2 separate regions of the Mus musculus genome follow, and region 1 is linked to region 2. The links are chromatin loops, found by intact Hi-C in ENCODE. Cell type or tissue: left cerebral cortex. All regions are shown on one strand.

What was found. Hi-C counts contacts between places; a loop is a spot of excess contacts. Peaks named below come from ENCODE experiments on the same cell type or tissue, not always from the same donor. Only the 100,000 strongest peaks of a DNase experiment are listed, where the experiment ranks them.
Region 1: it touches region 2 in a loop (2.1-fold over the local background); 2 of 42 quality-filtered maps call a loop at or near these places.

The regions. Positions count from the first base shown.
Region 1 is chr15:12,321,615-12,329,614 of GRCm38, forward strand. Golph3 (golgi phosphoprotein 3) reads left to right here. Exons shown (of 4, transcript NM_025673.2): 1 at 1-342. The coding sequence starts at 118. Among named protein-coding and RNA genes, the nearest start is that of Golph3, 4.1 kb to the left of the region's middle. In left cerebral cortex, CTCF peaks have their summits at 3,936 (motif pointing right) and 5,732; DNase peaks (open chromatin) are centred at 269, 539 and 722; H3K4me3 peaks cover 2,335 bases; H3K27ac peaks cover 742 bases.
Region 2 is chr15:12,109,095-12,117,094 of GRCm38, forward strand. No RefSeq gene overlaps it. Among named protein-coding and RNA genes, the nearest start is that of Zfr, 4.8 kb to the right of the region's middle. In left cerebral cortex, a CTCF peak has its summit at 4,510 (motif pointing left); DNase peaks (open chromatin) are centred at 2,344 and 4,524; H3K4me3 peaks cover 90 bases; H3K27ac peaks cover 819 bases.

The DNA.
Region 1 (8,000 bases), 210 kb after region 2:
CACGGACATCGCCCCAGCTCCAAGAATTAACACGGAAGCTCCCGGGGCCGGGGCCGTGAGGGAGAGCCGGCCGGTCCCGCGTCCCTGTCGGTCCGGCGCGGCTCTTGTGCGGGAGCCATGACCTCGCTGACCCAGCGGAGCTCGGGCCTGGTGCAGCGGCGCACCGAGGCCTCCCGGAACGCTGCCGACAAGGAGCGGGCGGCGGGAGGCGGCGGCGGCAGCGGCGAGGACGAGGCGCAGAGCCGCCGCGACGAGCAGGACGACGACGACAAGGGCGACTCCAAGGAAACGCGGCTGACCCTGATGGAGGAGGTGCTCCTGCTGGGCCTCAAGGACCGAGAGGTGCGGGCGCCGCGGCCCCGGCCGGGGTGGCAGCCGGGGTGGCAGCGGGACCCGGGTGGCTCCAGGTGGGGCCCGGGTGGGCGCTGGCCGAGGCCTCACCTGTCCCTGCTTCCGGAGCCCCGCGCCCCTGAGCGCCCTCTCGTCCCAAGGAGTGTGGGAGTCAGCCCTCTCCGGCTGCGCTCCGAGTGCTCCCGATCCTCCCGGTACCAAGTGCTCGCTTGGGTTTTCCCGTCCTCTGCTCACAAGCACTCTTAGTTCCGAAGTCTTGGCGATCTTTGCGTTTCTTCTTCTTCGCCGTCTGCCGCAAATAATGGCAACTCCAACCCAAGACTGTTGAGATCTAAAGACTCGGGGCTACCGCGGCTCCCAAGTATTGAGTTTTTGCAGGTTTTAAGACCCGGGAGAGGTTCGCGGATCTACTTGCTGTCGGCCCTCTTTCTTATGTAAAACTTGAGTTGCGGCGCGCGGTTAAGAAATTAGCAAAGTTGTTTTTACTGGGTATTGTTTTAAAAAGTCAATACTAAGTTGATATAAAACCTAGGAAGTTACTTTTTGGATGAACTTGGTTTGAGCGAGCGATGAGTTAGTTTTGCGGTTAGATCTGCTGTCGTCCTTTCCGTTTTGCCATTTTAAGGGAGGGCTTGTGAAGAGCTGGGAGGAATACCAAGTTTGCGCTTTGATGAAAGACTGCAAAGATTTAGGTAGGCTTAAGTTGTGTTCTGACGTTTGGAAAGGTCACCCCAGATATTTAGGAATTTCACACATATAAGTTGAAAAAGTGCAAGTGTCCGTCTTTTAAATGTCTGGATTCTGTAGTTAATGTTTGATTGATTTTATTAATACCCATCCATCTCTAAAGATGATTATTTTTAAGGGCAGACTTGCAGGATTGGATGTTTCATAAATCATGTATGATGAGGTGGCCCGGAAGTTTGTTTCGTTTCAGTGTGGAAACTCTAGACAACACATTTTGAGAGTCAGACAGAAAGGTATTGGATCTTGTTTTTAAATACGTTTTCAGAATTCAGGAAGGAGGACAAGAAACAAACCAGAACAAAACTCAGTTCATCCTATAAAACAGTTTTTTAGTTCCTCAGACTTAGCAGCGGTAGAGAGCTGAGTTTTTCCAGGGACTGTTTGTGGTTCCCGGATATTAGATACTACCCAGGGAAGTGCTTCTTGATGCCTTAATACCATTCAGCTTGAAGACACTTAATGGCCCTCAGGCTGTGAAAGGGGCACAGTACCTGTTTAATTACAGTTATTATGAGGAATGCGGTGGTGTGTGTTTCATTTTTAGTTGTGGAGTGAAAAGCTAGATGTTAGTGTGTGGCAATGCGATTTTAGAGAGCATTCACTTAGGAAGTAATTAGATTTTGAAAGCAGGCTTCTTGTAATACACATTTATCTTTCCTTCCCTCCTTCCCTACTTTGGAACAAAACAGATTATGAGACATTTCTAGGAAGTACAAGAAAAACAAAATGAAGGTTACATTCCTGGGTCAGCATTTTGGTTCTGTATGCTAGAACTCGGTAAAGCTACAACGGAACAAAAAAAATTATTTTTGGTATTGTCACATTGAGAAACAATGGTGGAAAAATACCTTTTACTTTAGAAGCCTTACTCTGAATTTTTAATATAAAGCTGTTACCAGTTATTTTTCTGTGATTGGTTCCCGTGAAGATAATCTGAAGAATTTTTTGAATTTAATGCTACTACAACATTCAACTAGTTTTGTTTTGTTTTGTTTTTTAAACAATGGAAGTTCTTTGATGGCAGGTAACTGAGACCATCTGTTGTGGTTGTTTTGTATAAGTATACTTCATAAGTCATGGCCAAGGTTCAGCCAGGCACTAATTTGTAGCATGTGGGGGTGGGCACTTGTTTTTAAAAAAATGTAGGTACATATTTTTTCTTTCATCAAGTGTGTACACAGTAGTGACTAGTCCTATAAACCTATCACCCAGTCTATTTGGGGGATGGTCCCCTTGTCTTTTTTTTTTTTTTTTTTTTTTAAAAGACAAAGTCTTGGTTTCCTGGCTCTGTTTCCGTAGCCACTTAAGCTTTGTTCAATTTGTTATTAACTTAGGTTCTAGGGATTGGGAATATACAGCTCGGTTGATAGAGTGCTTTGGATGAAGTTCTGAATTTGATTCCTTCCTCTGCACAGACTGGGCTTGGAAGCCCATCATGCCTATACTTCCACTTGGGAGGCAAGCCTATCAGAAGTTCAGGGTCACCTTCACCTACATAGAAAGTCAGAGGCCAGCCTGGGCTACATGAGAAGCCATTGGCTTCAGATTATTTACATGGAGTTTTGTTTAAAGTCTTTGTTAGGTCTCAAACTCAGGAAGTATAGCTGCTAGCCAAGGTGCCTATCAGAGCAGACACTGGCTACCTGTCTCAGCATCGCCTATACCTGTTAAGAGTCCTGACTCTTCTTAGCACTTTCATCCAGCCCTCCTACCCTCAACCTCTGCAGCCCCTGAGCTTCACTCCCTTCCCTCAGCTGCTCTGCTCTCTATAACCCTGCCTTTTGGCTATGTGGTCTCTTGGCCTCTTGCTCTCTTTGTCTCCTGGCTTACTCCAGCCTCTTGGCTCTTGTTTCTTCTCTCCAGCCTCCTATCCCCCTCACATGCCAGGTTCAGAGTGGACCTTTCCAGATGCCTGTTTATCCCCTCTACACTAAACCTTCCTACTTCAAACCTAGGAACAGTCATGTCCTCATTCAGTCCTGACTATAGTTTTGTTTTATTTTATTTATTTTTTTAGGTTCGAGGTAGCTTTTCAGGTTTTTTCTTTTCTTAAAACATCCAAGGGCTGGAGAGATGGCTCAGGAGTTCAGAGCACTGACTGCTCTTCCAGAGGGTTCAATTCCTAGCAACCACATGGTGGCTCACAACCGTCTGTAATGGGATCCGATGTCCTCTTCTGGTGTATCTGGAGTGTATTTATTTGTATACATAAGTAAATCGTAACAAACAAACAAACAAACAAAACACACACACACACACACACACACACACACACACACAACAACAGCAACCGAAAAACAAAAAAGCCCAAGCCTAGGCTCATTCATAGGTTCTGGGTACTTAATCTGGGTGAAGTGTCAGTGAGTGATATTTAGAGGCCACTGCTAGAATGTCAGATAGGTTCACTCATGAATTCCAATTAAGTAATTGGCAAGATTTCTGTGGATGGTTGGGGGCAGAGCAGGACAAATAGTAAATATTTTCTCTTCATTATTTATTTGTGTTTTTTTCCATTGAAGCCTTGAGTAGTTTCAGGATACTTGAGAATGACCATAAATAACCAAAAAGTTATATTAAAATATTTTTTTAAGAAGACTAAACTGAAGGGTCTCACACATATTGTACCACTAACTGTAACAATGACCCCCTTAAATAACTTGAATTATTTTATTGGTGGTAGGTCTAAATACTTAAGGTGAGATCTGATCATCTCATTTACTTGCCTATTTAAAGGTTTATTTATTTTTATTTTCTGTGTATGAATGCTTTGCCCCCATATTTGTATGTATGTACATCTAGTTTGTGTATCCAAGGAGGCCAGAAGAGGGCATTAGGTCCCTGAAACTAGAGTTATAGGTGGTTGGAAGCTTCCATGTGGGTACTTAAAATTGAACCTGGGTCTTCTGGAAGAACAGCCAGTGCTCTTAACCACTGAGCTGTCTCTCCAGCCTCAGTTTGACTACTTTAAATGACCAATTTAATCTAGTGTTTGGTGGCTGGGTAAGATTGTTAAAGTGCTTACCACACAAACACGAGGCCTTGCTTCCCAGCTCTCTCTGGAAAAGCTGGGAGTGATGTCACAGGTTGATGCAGAGTGAAGCTCCTGGACCAGCCATCCTAGCCATTCAGCAAGCTCCAGACCAGTGTGAGACTCGCCTGAAAGCCAAGATGGTTGGCATCTGAGGGCAACACTGAAGTTGACTGCCGACCTCTACACGATCACATATGTACAGACACCTACAGAAACAGGGAGAAAGAAAATGGCCTGTTGAGTAGAAGTGAGGCTTTGTCGTCCTTCTCTTTACATACTATGCAAGAGTTTCAGAATTCTCACAAATGTGGAAAATGGTCACTTCACGTGCTTGGGGGGGTGTACTTTTGTGGCACTTATTGCTAACACTTTACTGTACTTTCCCCCTTTGTCTTTGCGAAGCCCTAGAATTTTAGCTTTTTATTATTTACTTATTTATCCATTCATTTACTTATTTATTTTTGAGTCTCAGGGTTTATCTACGTAGTCCTGGCTGTTCTGGAACTCTGTTGATGAGGCTGGCCTTGAACTCACAGAGGTCCTTCTCCCTCTGCCTACAGAGTGCTGGGACTAAAGGGGGTGTGCCACCATTGCCTGATAGGATTGCTTGTTTGTTTCTTGTGTTTTAGATAGGGTCTGATGAAGGCCAGGCTGGTTTCCTTGACCTCTCTCTGGGTCCTCTTGTCTCTGTCTCCCTAATGTTAGGCTTACTGACAGCTTTGGAATGGCTTCTTGAGGTATCCTCCTATTGTTTTGTGTTATAGTTAAGTCTTGTCCAGTCAGTTGCCCTCCACTGAGGCTTTGGAAGAAAAAGAGGCTGAAAGGAAACCTTTTCAGAACAGCCTTCTTGTGTGTACTGTACTCCTGAATGTTGTTGTTTTGTTTGGTTGTGTTTTAGTTTTCTCCCTGTCTTTTTCTAGTGTGGTTTTTTTTTTTTTTTTTTTTGTCATCTGATTTTTCTAAGGTTTAATAGCTTTTAGTAACATCTTCTTTAAAGATACATTTCTAAAGTCCTAAGAGCTCTACTGCAGTAACACTTGAATAGTATGTAGTGATTAGGTGGGTTTGTTTAGAGAAAAGATGGTATTTGGCATGCCTCAAATTTCCTGGCAGTTCTTGAATCTGAAGTCTTCTTGAACTGGTGATCCTCTCCTCTCTGCCTCCCCAAGACTGAGATGGCAGGCTGTGTGGCAAGACTTAGGAAGTTTAAAAGATGAAACTGACTTTGTTGTTTTCACACTGTCCCCCAAAATTTGTTCATTTTGAAATAATGTTTAGAACACAGTATTTATCAAGATGTATAACTGTTTTGTAAACATTTTACCTCTATGAAGTTAATGTAAAATAGTGCTATTCTTAAACCTATAAGCCAGATAGTTATTGAGCTCAGTTTTAGAATTTCAAGGTGTGTTAAAAGTTTGTAGTAATTAAAAAAAAAACACACATAAAAGCTTCAAGAGTTTTGAATTTTGTAATTTCTTTTCTAATACTAACTATATTCTTTTGATATTTTTGAAGGGTTTGAATTTTCATCTCTTTAAGCCAAATATAAAATTTAGAGCCTATATGAAAAATAAGCTGTAAAGATTGCAACCTGTTGGCGTACTACAGTATTGCAATGTAACCTTGTGTATACACTATAGTGTTATAATGTGGCATGCACTAACACACACACAGACTTAAAAAGAAAACAGAATATTTTTCTTCTTGTTTCATAAACATTAGATTGACAGGGGAGATGTCCCAGGGGTGCTGGTAGAGGATCTCAGTTTGGGTAGCCAGAACTCTCATAAACTGGGTCTCATCAAGGCCCTTCTGTAATTCCAGGGCTCTTGAATCAGTATGGGTGCTGGAGACAGCAGAATTCCTGGAAGCTTCCAGGCTAACTAGCCTGGTGTGTGCAACAGTGAACAACAAAGACCCTGTCTCAAGGAGTCCAGTTGAAGATGGCTTGGCTGAACTGACTCCTGCAAGTTGTGCTCTGACCTACAATGAAGTAGTGTGTGTGTGTGTGTGTGTGTGTGTGTGTGTGTGTGTGTGTATGTGTCTCCTGTATGATGAACAAACATACAAATAAATGTAGCAAAATCTGGGTGGTAGAAAGCAAGGGCTGAACTTTGAGGTTGGTTCTGTAATTGCACAAATTGGTACAGCCACATTCACACATGCATACACATGCACACAGGCATTCATACATGAGATAGAGCAATAGAGAATGGTAGAATCTTACTAGCATGTTATTGTCCTTCATTTTAGTGTTTTGATGGTGCTGGGGATTTAACCCAGGCCTTGCACCCGCTAACCAAGTAGCACTCTAAGCCAAATTACATGTCCGTTGTAAAGTTAATTTAGCCTTAGTGAGTTGTGTTTGGTTTACATGCTTTACTAGAGAAACTGTCCACTTGGTGTCAACAGGTGCAGTTTAAAACTTTTGCTTCTACAGTTGACTATCTCACCTTGACTCAGTAAATAGTCTAAGTACATCATACACTCACTGAAGGTAACATTATTCCCAAGAGAATGAACACTGATTTTTGGGGGTGGTCTTGGAAAAAACGTCTTCCTTTCGTGTATAGAGAGGTGAGACATCCAGAATGTCCATCTTACATTCATGAAGGAAGAGATGGGGGGGGGGTGAAAACTGGTGGAGAGACCGAGGCTTCTTACATGTGTTTGCATTTAGATCACCTTAGAAACCATTTCTGGTTTCTGTGGTGGAAATCATATTACACTTTGGTGTATTTGGCAATGAGGATGGCACCCGGGGCCTTGGCACCCTACCTACATGGTCTGAACTACATCCCTTCCCTAGAAATTATTTTCTATGAAAGGGGGGCAGTGGAACATGCCTCTGACAACTTGGGAGGCTGAGGCAGGGGGACTGCTGATCTCAGCCCTTGGAGGAGGCCAGTCTGGACAACATAGCTCCTTTCTCAAAGAACAGCTCTGTTGATAGAAATTTCATTTATAACAGAATTTGACTGAGACTAGTATGAATTCTAGAAAGTTACTAGTTAACATTTTAGTAGTAATTTTTAGAGAGCATGGAAGATAACCTGTATCTGTCCATCCCTGGCTTTTTGAGAAAGACTTCAGATTGGAGGGCTTACAGTCAGCTTTTGGTGATTACTGCCCCCTTGGGATTTTTTTCCTGGTCAGGACTGAACTTGGGACCTTGTGCTGGCTGTGGATTCTCTTTAAGTGTTCTACCTCTAAACGACCATCCTTGCCCTACCCTAGTTCCCCTCCCTCCCTCCCTTCCAGATTTATTTTATGTGCAAGAGTGTTTTGCCTGAATGTATGCATATAGCATGAGCATGCCTGGGGCCCTTGGAGATCAAGGCATCCCAGGCTTCAGAGCCTCTAAAACCAGAGTTTTGTGGATGGTTAATGAGCCAGCATGTTGGTTCTAGGAACTAAACTTGGGTCTTCTGCAAAATCCGGTGCTCTTAGCTACTAATCCCCCAACCCCCCAGTTTCAGTTTCTTATACAATTGTTAAATAATTTTATACCATTTAAAACAAAAAACAGAAATTACATGTATTTAAATTTAGTTATTGAGTAGGATTTGCCAGTTTTTGAGATTAAACAAGTTTAACTGGTAATTCGTATTTTCAGTTAATCAAAATATGTCATTCATGTATCAGTTCCTTTGCTAAGTGCTGAGGTTTCTAAGATTTTTAGCTTTTTTTTTTTTAAAGATTTATTTATTTATTTATTTATTACATGTAAGTACACTGTAGCTGTCTTCAGACCCTCCAGAAGAGGGAGTCAGATCTCATTACGGATGGTTGTGAGCCACCATGTGGTTGCTGGGATTTGAACTTCGGACCTTCAGAAGAGCAGTCGGGTGCTCTTACCCACTGAGCC
Region 2 (8,000 bases):
AGGTGTGACTCACATCCAGATTGGTTATGCATTCTACCTCATTTGTATGTTCCTCATCTGATTGGTTACTCTCTCAGTACCTCACTGAGCCTCATTATCATACCTCATTTGCATGTCTCTCATCTGATTGGTGATTCTCTCTCAGTACCTTACTGAGCCTCATTATCATGCCTGGGCCAGGAAGTGACTTGGTGAAAAACTTTAGTGCATATGTACACATTGGTTGTTTATCCAGACTTATGCATGGTGGCCAGCGGTAGCCAGCGCCACCTTGTAATGACATATGTGGCTTCCCACAGGTTCCCTATGAAAAGGGAAAAAAAGAAGGAAATCAGGGCCTGTGTCAGTGATCAGTCACGTGGAAAACAGGCATGAACCGCTAGTGTTGATGACTGTCACCCTGCTGCTCTGCTTAGGGGCATTCTGAGGAGACACGGTGTTCTAATTTTAGAACATATGCTGCCAAAGTAAGCACCTGAAACACAGCATCAAAGGCAGGTCTGCAGGAGTGCGCCTTATCATTGGCTTCCTATGGAAGGATGGTCTGCACACGGATCTAGACTTGAAAATGAGTGTGAGTTGATAGGTTTGCCAGATGACCAGGTCCTAGGTAAAATAAGGCTAAAAATTTTAATAATTCATATAGCTGTCTATAGTGTTTAAGTGTCTATATGCTTAGTCATACATGAACCGAACTCAGGTCCTCTGGAAGACTAGCAAATGCTCTTAACTACTGAGCCACCTTTCCAGCCCCGGAAGATGTTATTCTATTTGTGTAAAAGTATACATATGTATCAAAAAATTAGAATAAGAGAGATTTGTGTTAATAGACTTAATTGTGGATTGGAATATTAAAAGGAATTGAATAATGCAAAAAAAAAAGATAAGAGAAAGTTATGACAAGCAAGTCCAGGTACATTACAAACCTTTCAGAAAGGTCACAGGAAGTCAATATACTCGTGACCCATGTATCTGAGGTACCCCAGACTTAATACACACCATTGTTCATAGCAAAAGAACTCTGAAGATGTGATTAAGGTGATCCTGAATTATCCAAACAGATTCAAAGATCCCAAGAGAGGAAGACAGAAGTATAAAAGTCAGAGAATGAGGGCTGGAGAGATGGCTCAGCAGTTAAGAGCACTGCCTGCTTTTCCAGAGGTCCTGAGTTCAAGTCTCAGCAACCACATGGTGGCTCACAATCATCCATAATGCAATCTGATGCCCTCTTCAGGGGTGTCTGAATTTAGCGACAGTGTACTTACACATAATAAAATAAATAAATCTTTTTTAAAAAAAAGAGAGAGAGTCAGAGAATGAGCTAGAGACATTACTGCTTAGATGATATGCTTGTAGATGATCTCTTAAATGTTTGCCTCTTTCATTAACATAGATAGATAGATAGATACATACATACATAGATAGATAGATAGATAGATACATAGATAGATAGATAGATAGATAGATAGAAATACACACACATATTTGTGTGTGTGCGCACGCATGCACATGGCACACGCATGTATGTGTAGAGGCCAGAAGATAACCTCAGTCAGCTCTCTTTCCACCATGTGGCTCCTGGGGATAGAACGCAGGCCATCAGACTTGGCAGCAAGCATCAACACCTGTGAGCTGTCAAGTCAGCCCTTCTTAACCGGTTAAAAGGTGGCTCCTGGTGAGGAGAAACCACAAGGATGTTAAGGAATTAGGACAAATTCATGTTATCAAGACTGAAATGAAGCTCAATGGTGGAGTATTTGCCTAGCATGCATAATGGTCCAGTCCCCAGAAACACACACACACACACACACACACACACACACACACACTCTTCACACAAAGGTCATTGTCAGCTAGTAGGAGAGCTGGGATTTGAACTTGGATCATCAGATTCCACTACTACACTATCCCATAGAGTAGGCAGTAGTCACAGGTAAGTCTTTACATTTAAATTTATATAGCTTCTGTAACACCAGTTGCATTTCAAGTACTCAGTAATGGCTACCATGTTGAGCAGTTAGAGAATGATTTCATATTGAAATAAAATCCTATTGGATAGTATTGCTCTAGAGTGTCGTTCCAAATCAATATGCCTTTTAGCATTTGCTTATTGATATGGTTATCAGTGTCTAAGTGAGAACACAGTGGCTGAGACTCTTCAAGCTGCATTTATTTTTATATCTTCATATATTTTTAGCAGTGCTAGGGCTGGAATCCGTGGAATCGGTAGTGCCACCAAGTTGCAGCCAGCCCCTCCATGCCTTTAAATAGTTATTCCTCATGACTGTGTGGAGTTCTTCAAGTTCTTCAAATTCTTAGGAATGTATTACCGACACAATGAAACCCTTTATAACACTAGTGTTTGGATTTGAGATTTGGCAGTGAACACGGTGAGTCAGAATGTCAAGGGAACCAGGAGGACAAAACTAGGTTGGTATTTCCTTATACGCCTGTTATCACGATGGGTGGTAGCTGGGGGTGGTAGTGGTGAAAGGTATTGACTACATATGTCTTTAATACGTTGCTGTCAAGTATTTAAGTGCCTACTTATTCTAGGCATGGTGGCAGACATTGGAAACTCAGCGGTCAGATGTAGTTCCTGACCCTGAGGGGCTTATGTTCTTTCCTGAGAGGAAGAGAGATACACAGCTAGGAATAACAAGTTTATGAGTTGGGAAACGCAAAGAATGGGAGGGAGGCTAACTAGGGAGACAATGATGAATGTTCTAGAAGTTCATAAGGGAGAAACAGCCACAGGCACTAAGGCGGAGAACAAACATAGCTGGTGACCTACCACCAAGATCACATGTAGTGAGAGGTTCCTCCTACATGTTTTGGGATCACCATATATCATAAAGGATTGGCCTGCTGGAGTCAGTACGTAAGCCGATAAAATTTAAATTCTGCCTCTGCGTAGCTTACTGGTTTTTTTTTTTAAAGAACCACTGGAGATGATGTATTATAATATACAGGACTGTTCACATGGTGCCATTTCAAAAAAATCGTAGATTCCTTATATCTCCATAGAGATTGGTTTAGGAGATCTGACCCTTACAAAAAGATCAGTGGCCTGCTTAGGCAGTCTTAGGCAAGACACGTGTGAACTAGGGAAGAACTGGGGCAGGGGGAGGAAGAAAAGTTTAGATATTAAAGAAAAGATGCTGGGCATGGTAGTACATTCTTATCACTCCAACAGTCCTGAGTCTGAGGTGGGAGAATTGTACATTTGATGCCAATCTAGGCTGCCTGCATCAGGGAACTCTGTCTCAAAAGGTAAACCAACAGTCTCCTCCTAGGTGTGAGTCAGCAGAAATATGAATAGAGGTCATAGCAAGAACTCCCATCCCTGTGCACCAAGTGTGATGGCCCACAGCCACAGTCCCAACACTGAGACGAAGAAAGCAAGACTGTCTCCAAACTTGACAATGGGGCTTCAAAATACTATGCTAAGTGAAGAGAACTAGACCAAAAAGATAGATGTTCTTAACGTTTATTCATATGTCCAAAATACACAAATCCATAGAGATAGAAAGTACTTCTATGGCCAGGCCTGAGGTGTAGCTGCTGGGTAATCCTCACAGGAGGCTGAGGTGGCAGAATTGTTGCCAGTCTTGGTTACATTGTAAATAGCAACCTAGACAGGGCCACAGAGCAAAGAAAAATGGGGGAGACAGACTTGGATTCAAAGCTCTAGGTTCAATCCCTAGAATTTGAAAAATAAACAAATACCCAATCAGGGGTTGGGAGAAACTGAAGACACATGATTGCTAATTGGCATAGACTCCATTACTACAGTGAGAAAAATATTTTCAAGCTCTGGGAGTTCTATACCTCAGAGAATGTATTAAATGTCATTGAGTTAAATACATTAAAAGAGTGATTCTCACAGTATGTGAAATACAGCCTTTCTTTTGCGAGGCTAAGTTGAGACAGTCTCACTCTGCAGGGCAAACTGGTCTAAAACTCACCACAGGCTGGTCTCAAGTCTTGCTCTTCTTCACTCTAGTTAAGAGTTATCGCTGTGATAAACACTATGACCCAAAGTAGCGTGGGGGGGGGGGGGTGGAGGTTGATTTGATCTTACAATTCTTAGATCACATTCTATCACTAATGTAACTGAGGGCAGGAACTCAAGGCAGAAACCTGGAGGCAGAAATGGAAACCATGCGGGAGCACTGCTTAGCACCAAGGATCACCATCCTCGAAATGGCACTACCACCTCCAGTGAGTTGGGCCTCCCCCACACCAATCATTTATCAAGACAGAGCCCACGGACACGCCTACAAGAGAATCTTCTGGAGTCGTTCTGACAACTAAGATTCCCTCTTCCCAAATATGTGTAGGTTTGTGTCAAACTGACTATAAAAACCAACTAGCTCTTGCTATTTATTCTTCTTGATACATAGTAGCTAATGTGACCTGCTTTCTGCCTGGTTTATCTGTATTCCACAAGGTCTCTCAGGAAACCAGGCCTCAAAGGTGCAGTTGAAGACAGGCTTTCTCAGATGAGCTCCACCTTGTGGCTAACAGAACTGCCAATTAACATTCTCTAATTTGTCTTCGGATGCTAGTTGAGGTTCATAATTATAACCCCAAATACTGTGGGACTCCAGCACTGCATTCTGACTCATCAAAGCATGATTAAGCTGTGCATCCTCTTGCTTGATCACTCTTCAAGTGCTTTCTGGTGACTTGTCACTAGGCATTCGATATTGGCACTCTGCGCTCAGAAAGATCATAGTTTGGTGGGAGAACTCCCCACCCACCGAACCACCACACAATAAAGTTGTAGCTGTGACGAGGCAACTGGGCAAAATCGCACTGTGCTCTGGGAGCACAGTCACAATCTGATCAACCGAAGAGGTCACAGAGGGGACATCATGGCGGGATGCGGAGGGCAGACTGCATTGAGTTTAGTCCTCCACTACCTAAGGCAAAGAGAAGCAAGAATTCTAGGCAAGGAGATTGTAAGATGCCCTGTGTGGGCAGAGGGGACATGTAAACAGGAGGTCAGGGTTGTTGACATGATGAGAATACGGCGTTATAGACGGTGAATAGGCAGGAAGGCCAGATCATGTAAAGTCTTGAAACTTAGAAGTCAGCTTTGTCCTGAGGAGGATGAGGAGCACAGGCTTACCTATGTAGCATAGGTCGCTGACTCCAGTCAAGCACGTCTTTGTGTGTTTACCTATGTACCTCCAGTGTGTGAGCTTGTGAGGGCCTGTATACATATGTGCATGTGTGTGGTTGCACATAGAAGCCAGAGGTGGATGTCGGATGATCTTTGCTCTCCCCCTCAGATTTTGAGGCTTTTTTATTTTCAACTGCAGCTGAACTGAGCCCTTCTGATTGGACTGGCTAGGCAGAGAACCCCAGGGATCTTCCTGTAGCGTCCCACTTCTGCCCTTGTCCCCGCAGAGCTGAGGCTGCAGGTGCAGGCCATGGGGTGCTGAGGCTCAGCACTCTGGTCGGCATGCTTGCACGCCATGGACTGAGGCTCTCTCGATCTCCATCAGTTGCTTATTTGTTGCTGGTGCTATTTTGTTTGGAAGCAGGATCTCATGTATCTTGGGTCAGGCTCAGACTTCCTGTTTAGCTAAGGATGGCCTTGAACGTCTGACCTCCTGCTCCTATCTTTCCAGGGCTGAGATTACAGGGGTCATCAATTGTGCTCAGTTTATGTGATGATGGGGCTTAAAGCCAGAGCTTCCTGAGTGAATGCCAGCTTAGGCAAGCGAGCGCTCTACCAACTCAGTTACATCCTCAGCTCCAGGAAAAGTTTGTTTTCTGTTCTTAGCCCAGGGGATTGTATGCTGCTGTGTGGCCTGGCTGGGTATTCTGTGACATACTCCTCAAGCTTGAAGCCATAATGAAGTTCTTGGATTGTAGGTGGATATTCTGCATGGAGTATTTACTTACTAGAAGGTTGGTTTTAAAAAGAACATCCAGCCTTGTTTGTTTGGTGTGGGTGTGTATTACACAAGCAGATAAGTAGACGGACAGACAGAGATATACTTGTGTGTATGCCATGGACATAGGTAGAGGTTAGAGGAAACCTTGTAGAGTCAGTTCGCTCCTTCCATCTTTCCATGAGTTTCAGCGGTCAAACTTGAGCCTCCATGTTTGCACAGCAAGCACCTGAATCCTGCTAAGCCATCCCTCGGGGTCCCAGTTTTGGTTTTGGTTTGTTTTTAATAAGAAGTTTAGATGCTGCTTTAAATCAGTCCCATCTGACTCTTACCACAGCACTCTGAAGAATACTTCTTCTTCTGTATTTAGTGTATGCCTGTGTATATGTGTGGACACGAGAGGGAAGGTCAGGGGACATATTGTACCTGCCTGGGCCATTTGGCTTGATAGCAAGCACTTTCACCTGCTGAGCCATCTCAATGGCCCATATGAAGAAGATGCTGTTATTCCTATCTTAAGAGGCTCCAAAAAGTTAAATAACATTAATCAGAATATCCCCCTGCTAGCTCCCCCAAGACCCAGATCTTTTTTTTTTCTTTCAGTCTGCTCCAAACATCTTTCCTAAACAAGGTGAGGGCAAGCTAAAGTACTTACTATAGGCTAGCCTGTCACACCCCGAAGGACCATCACCACCAAGAAGCCAGTTTCTACTTCAGTTCAGTGTAAGTTATCAACACTGTAACTCTATCCTCTCAAGACAAGCAGCCAAACAGAAAGCCAGCCCTTAACAGAAATCAACAATTGCCACCCGACTCTTCTCCTCCCATTTAATGCAAATAGCTTACTAGTGGTGAGGCTTATGGAAGCAGCTGGCTGCTTAGCTAGCCTAGAGACTTCATTGTTCCGTGAAGTTCAAGGCAAGTCACCTTTTCAACACAGTTCTAATGCCCCATATGTAGGAGATTTTTTTCCCCCTTAGCAACACAATTGGGAACCATCAGTGTTCTCGAAAACAATGACACTGATTTTCCCCCAAAGCCCTACATTTTCCCTTTGAAATGAGAAAAAAGACAAACCAGGCAGGTTCTCAGAACCTGTACTGTTGTAGGAGGTGTGGGGGTTGACGCCAGTGGGGACTGAGGCAATGTTTGCCTTAGGTAGACTAAAGCGCTGATTTCCACGGGTGAGTTCTGATTCACTCTGACTGTTTTAAGGCTCATCAGACTTAAGAGATAAGCAGCAGGGGGCTGCTGGATGGCCACGAGGCAGGTGAGAGGTGAGGTGCAGCGCTTCCTAGGCCTTGGTGGAGGCAGGGTAAGAGCAAGACGACAGAAATCAGTCCAGGAGTGGCTGGGAGAGGGGATGGAAGGGGAGGGAGAGCCCAGCGGAAGCAGTATAGTGAGTGCCAGGTCTCCAGGTCAGCCAGCAAGACCCTAACTAAAGGAGAAAGAGAGAGAGAGAAGAGAGAGAGAGAGAGAGAGAGAGAGAGAGAGAGAGAGAACGATCGCTAGCTCAGGTCATCTCAGCTCCATCCCTAGCAGTAGAAAAGAAATGGGCGGGGGGGGGGGGGGTGGAGGTGGGGGAGGTGTGACTGAAAATGGCCTGAGACAATACAGAGATAACACTAAAGCATCTGTAATGAAGACACAGTTGCATGCAGTAAAGAACTATTTATAAAGTATTGATCCTGACCCAGGGAGACCTGGCACTCTTTTGAAGCTCAGGTAAGGAGTGAATAGGTGGGTAGTTTCTATTTTGAAACACTGTCTCCCTCTGTAGTGTAGGCAGGTCTAGAACTCTGGGAAATCCTCCTGTCTCAGCCTCTCCAATGATGGGATTTATAGGTGTATGCCCCTCTACCCAGGAAATCTAAGACTCTCACAAAGACATTTGAACTGGTCATCCCCGCACTCAGTTCTAGCCAGAGTGACTTCCTTGATACTCTATAGACTTCTCCACTGCCCTTCCTCCAGGTAGCTACCTGGGTGGTTTTCTTGCTTCTGTCAGGTCTCTATTCCAGGGCTTGCCCTAACCGCCCGAACTCCCCTTATCTTCATTGTCCTGTTTTTATTCCTAATACTCCAGTCCCA